Regions from separate parts of the Homo sapiens genome. Here region 2 is linked to region 1. A link is a loop called in an ENCODE intact Hi-C map of the cell type or tissue named here. Cell type or tissue: PC-3. All regions are shown on one strand. Links, peaks and the distances in the headings refer to the core of each region. The heading gives the core; the rest is flanking DNA.

What was found. Hi-C counts contacts between places; a loop is a spot of excess contacts. Peaks named below come from ENCODE experiments on the same cell type or tissue, not always from the same donor. Only the 100,000 strongest peaks of a DNase experiment are listed, where the experiment ranks them.
Region 2: it touches region 1 in a loop (3-fold over the local background); 2 of 110 quality-filtered maps call a loop at or near these places.

The regions. Positions count from the first base shown.
Region 1 is chr10:54,123,111-54,126,039 of GRCh38, forward strand. The region is part of intron 15 of PCDH15 (protocadherin related 15); the gene reads right to left. Among named protein-coding and RNA genes, the nearest start is that of MIR548F1, 480 kb to the right of the region's middle. In PC-3, for the core only: no CTCF peak of the experiment used is centred there; a DNase peak (open chromatin) is centred at 1,581; H3K27ac peaks cover 424 bases.
Region 2 is chr10:54,202,302-54,205,230 of GRCh38, forward strand. The region is part of intron 10 of PCDH15 (protocadherin related 15); the gene reads right to left. Among named protein-coding and RNA genes, the nearest start is that of MIR548F1, 400 kb to the right of the region's middle. In PC-3, for the core only: no CTCF peak of the experiment used is centred there; a DNase peak (open chromatin) is centred at 1,320; H3K4me3 peaks cover 714 bases; H3K27ac peaks cover 1,988 bases.

The DNA.
Region 1 (2,929 bases), core at 122-2,621:
CAAAGGATTTATGATTAAGTCCTCGAAAGCAATTGCAACAAAAATGATCATTGATAAGTTGGACCTAATTAAACTAAAGAGCTTCTGCACAGCAAAAGAAACCATCGACAGAGTGAACAGATAACCTACAGAACAGGAGAGAATATTCCCAAAATACGCATCCAACAAATGTCTTATATTCACAATCTACAAGTAGCTTAAAGAATTAAACAAGCAAAAACAAAAAATTCCATCAAAAAATGAGTAAAAGACATTAATAGGCACTTCTCAACAGAAAGGGATACAAGTAGCCAAGAAATATATGAAAAAAATGCTTAATATCACTAATCATCAGAGAAATGCAAGTCAAAACCACTATGAGATACCTACTCACACCAGTCAGGGTGGCTATTATTTAAAAGTAAAACAACAACAGATGATGGGAGGCTGCAGAGAAAATAGAATACTTATATACTCTTGGTGGGAATGTAGATTAGTTCAGCCACAGTGGAAATCAGTTTGGAGATTTCTCAAAGAACTAAAAATAGAACTACCATCTGACCCAGCAATGCCACCCAAAAGAAAATAAATTGACTGAAAAGACACAGGCACTTGTATGCTCACAGCAGTACTCTTCATGATAGCAAGGACATGGAATCAACCTAGGTGCCCATCGGTGGTGGAGCATATAAAGAAAATGTGGCACATATACACTACGGAATACTACATAGCCCTAAAAAAGGAAATTGTGTCCTTCTTAGCAACCTGGATACAGCTGGAGGCCATCATCCTAATTGAATTAACACAGAAATAGAACAACAAATATTACATATTCTCACTTATAAGTGAGAACTAAATGGTGCATACATGTAGACATAAACTTGGGAACAAAAGACACTGGGGAGTACTAGAGGGGGCTGGCTGAGAGGGAGCGTAGCAAGGCTGGAAAAACCAACTGTTGGGTGCTGTGCTAACTACCTTGGTGACAGGATTAATTGTACCCCAAACATCAGCATCATGTGACATACCCATATAATAAACGTGTACATGTACCCTTTGAATCTAAATAAAAACGGAAAAATAAAGAATGGCAAAATTAAAAGAAAAACAAACAATACATTTTGCTAAATGAAATAAGTCAGACACAAAAGGACACATGCTATATGATTCCACTTATATAAGGTAGCTATAACAGTCAAATTAATAGAGACAGAAAGTTACATGGTGGGTGCCAGGAGCTGTGGGCTGGTGTTTGGGGAGTTAGTGTTTACTGAGTACGGAGTTTCAGTTTGGGAGGATGAGAAAGTTCTGGAAACAGACGGTGATGATGTTGCACAAAAATGTGAATGTACTTAATGCCAAAGATGGTTATAATGGTAAGTATCGTGTTCCATATTTTTATTACAACTACAATAATAAAAGATATGTAGGAATTTGCCAGATGAACAAGATGAAAAAGGGCATTGCCATGAAATAAACATAATGAATCTGAAAAAAATAAAAGCATCTTTGATTGCAAAAGAGCAAATTGCAAATATCCAAAGTAATCCTTGTAATACACGTGACATTATAAATTTTACGATGCAGTGCCTATGATTCACGCACACTGTACCTGAACCAGCTGTGAAACATTCATGAATCATAAACTCCTGTATCATCTTCAGAGCAAAAATGCATCCTATTTTACAAGAAATATTCATCAAAAAAGGGAAAGAGAAGTAAAAACCCTGAAATTTCTAGAACCTTTCAAAGATATCAGAAAAACAAATCAATACCTCTGACAGGACCTGTTAATTCAGAGGGTCATGCTGTAAGACAGCTTGCATTTAATTCAAACTGTTTTGGAACAAGATCAATTCTGTAGTGAGATCAAGGCAGCAGAAATTTTTCCTCAGGGCTAAAAATAATAATTCCTTGAGGCCCAGACATTAAATTCCATGGCTTCTTGAAACTATTCAAAAATGAGAAGAATGGATAAAGATTAAAAGAAAACACATGCTGCAAGCTGACAAAACACCTTTTTAGACTTACACCCAATTCGTTCATTAGTCAAATGTGTGGTTTTTTTTTTCCCTTCAGGTAACTGGAGGTGTCAACATTCAACTTCTTGGTCTGTTTCTCGTCATTTTCTATTTTCTCCTGCTATTTGTCTCTGAGCTGTTATACCTGTTATTGCAGTTTCCAACAAGAAAAAGCCAGGAAAAGGAAAGAGAATCAAAGCATCAGAGCGAGTCACCTCACTGGGAGGTGGAACCAGAAGTTTTAAAGCAGTAGCAAAATTTGTATGTTCTGGGTGTCAGTGGACACTTTCTGTATAATAATTTTATTTTACTTTTGTTAAGAATCATGAAGCAACCACAAAAAATTAAATCAAGGCTTATCAAGTAGATGTTTGAAAGAGAAACAATGATTCACCTTATAGGTAGATGTACTTTGCTATTGAAGGGATTGTGGGCAAGTCTAAGCAAAGCTGAAGGGAATAAGGAAATTTCATTCCTTAGAGAAGACAGCATAGAATAATAGTACAGAGAGTGTAGGGTAGAACAGCTTGCATTCTAATCCCACATCTGCAACAGGATTCTCTTTGACATAGGAAAAGTTACTTCTGCTTTGTTGGGAGTATTAAAAATGGAGAAGTTTTCAAGTGCTTAGTGTAGTTCCTGGCTTATGATAGCATCAATTAAAATTAGGTATTGATGCTATTATTATTAATATTGATCTCTTAGCCATCTATATCTTCAGCATCCAAAGTGTCAGTTTGTTCTTTAAATTGCAATTGACCCTTTTTTCTCAATAGAATAGCTAGTAAAATAATAAAGTGGAATTTCTTGGAATGTATCCATTCTCCTCTTTTACATTTCATTTTTTTATTCATTATTTCAAATGCCCAGTACCTTCTTGTTCACCCTAAAATCTTTTATGAGTTTATGAGTTAACAGGAAAACAGATT
Region 2 (2,929 bases), core at 321-2,820, 79 kb after region 1:
ACATTAGATATCTTAGGAAGAGAAAAAAAAAAGAGGGAGGGAGGAAGAAAAAGAGGGAATAAAGGATGGATAGAGGGAGTGGGTAAGGAAAACAAATGGCATTCTCCTTTCACCAGAGGTAAGGGACAGATAAATGTTAAAAATCATGGCAACCACACAAGGCAATCATTCTCAAACTCTGATGTACCTAAGAATAGAATGGAAGGCCTAATAAAAAGCAGATTCCCTGGGCCAGGCGCAGTGTCTCACGCCTGTAATCCTAACACTTTGGGAGGCTGAGGCAGGTGGATCACCAGAGGTCGGGAGTTCGAGACCAGCCTGACCAATGTAGAGAAACCCTGTGTCTACTAAAAATACACAATTAGCCGGGCATGGCGCTGCATGCCTGTAATGCCAGCTACTCGGGAGGCTGAGGCAGAAGAATCGCTTGAACCCGGGAGGCAGAGGTTGCAGTGAGCCAAGATTGCGCCACTACATTCCAGCCTGAGCAACAAGAGCGAAACCCCACCTCAAAAAAAAAAAAAAAAAAAGTAGTTTCCCACACCCTATCCACAAAGATTCTCGTTCATATGTTGATGTTAGAGGCAAGGAATCTCCATTTTTATCAAACTGTCTGTGGTGGTTATAATGTGAGCAGAATGTACTTTCACAGACATTATTCTGGGTGTGGCTACTCAAACTCCAATTTTTAGAGAATCTTTCTTTTTAGCCCTATTGGTTAGGGCTATTGGTTAGCCCTATTGGTTAGTGGACCAGTCTTTACTAATGGATAGTCCTTATAATCTGGAGCAAAAACTCCAGATAATACAGTGCATCCAAGAGCCAATGTTGTCACGCCAGAAGATTTGGAGTCTAGTAACTGAAACTGCATGCAATTATACAATTATCAACTGTGTAGGTTCAACACCACTAAAATTGTCATGTGACTCTAGCATTACCAAAGATTGCTCGTGTGTCAGTGGGAATACTCTACAAGTAATAAGCTCAGTCTTAGCTAGTATTCATAGGTCATGGTCAAATCCTCTTGACATTCCATTATTCATAATTAATTAGAATTTAGGTATGTTGGTGTATGTGTGCACGTATGCCTGTGTATACACAGTATCAATATAGTTTTGGGTGTAAGCCACCACTTTTACTTTATCATTTTTAAATAAAGGAACCTCAGATTGAGAAAAAAAGCAGAGAGAAGGTAATTTGACATACAGAAAGTTTTTGGTTTCTAGTCAGAGTCAGAGAAAGACAAACGCATATAGAATGTACCCGGAAGGCAGATAATGACAACATTCTGAGTAATAGTATATTCCTGTTGCTAGTGACTAAACATAGGATATAAGGCTACTATGTAATTCAAAATTTTCTTCTTCCTGTGTTCCCTTCCTGGACACCACACCTCTTGCTAAACAGCTCTTCAGTAAAGCCTTCAATATACAAGGGTGTAATTTTTCCAAGTTTCTTCACCCAGCAAGGTGCAGGCTGCATATTGATCTTTATATGAGGATGATTCTGAAAAACGGGCAAATTGACCGAACTACCAATGATTCACGCATATCCCTTTATTCCTTTATTTTCAATTTTAAATTCAACTCTCAAGTAGACAAAGAAGATTGTTTGCTTTGGTTAATTTTGCTGGAGGGCTAAATTATATATCCTGTCTTTCTTTATGGATAGAAATTGCATTTGCTTAACATTTTAAAAATCACTTTAGACAGTTAAAATATGTTTACTTAAGCTTTCAACCAATTTATTTTTTGGCAATAACAATATTATTAGTGTATAACCTTCAAATAGCCTGACATTTGGACATGTTTGTCTTGGGATTCAAACGTGAATTACTTGTACTTTTATTTTGAAATCAAAATGTTAATAAAAGTCTCAGATTTTTCTTTAGCAGACAATTCATTGCCATTGAATTTTTTCACAGGTGGAAAGTATATGGTTGTGGAACATATACATCCTGAGTTGGTTACAGTACAGAAAAATAGAAGGAATCATAAAACTCTTAAGAATCTGATTAAAAACATCAACATTTAATCCAATTATAAAGTGTTGCAAAAAAAAAAAGAGAAAAGTAATCTATGCTGTTAGAATCCTATAGTGGAAGTTTGTGGTTGTGTCAGGTGGAGGTAAGGTGATTAGTGACTAGGAGGAGGTGTAGGAGGCGTATGGGATGTTTGTAGCATCTTTTTTTAACAAAAATCTGGTTGTTAGTTACATGATTAACTTCACTCTGTGAAAATTCATCAAGATATACACTTTCCTGTATGTCAGCAGCATGTCAGCATTTCAATAAAAATGTTACTAAAAAAATAAGCTATGAACTTGCTCCCCAAAAAAGTGTACATAGACTATCCCTTCCTCTCCTATCACAGTAAACTAGGATACGGGCGCTCAAGTCCAAGTGGTAATTTAATAGCAGCTGCCCTAGGAAGTGACATGGAAAACCAACATTATGAAGATACGTGAAAATTAAAGATGCTCCCCTCTTCAACCATCTGTGTTCATTAAAGATGGACCCCAAAAGTAAACTTGGCCTTTTGCACTTTCCCACTAAGTGTTTCCCAAATACTGTGGTTTCCAAAGCCCTGCTTCTTATCTGCTGCCTTAAAATAATCTAAGGTAATTGTTAAAGCAAATTCCCAGGGGCTCAACCAAAATATCTGACATGTATCTGCTGTATTGCTTATTTGTTTTCTTTATTAGTTTAATTTTATCATATCTTCCTAAGTTTTCAAGTAATTTTAATATATGACTTGCTCTCAAAATTTAGCATCCGAAAATCACATGTAAATCTTGATTCTGTAGGGAGAGCCCTGAAGTCTGCCTTTCCAAAACAGCCACATCCCCTGGTCCTGGATATGTAGAATCAGTAGTCGTTTGGGATCAGTTGGATCAGGCATTTTAGCTTCTCTCACACAGGCTTATAGGT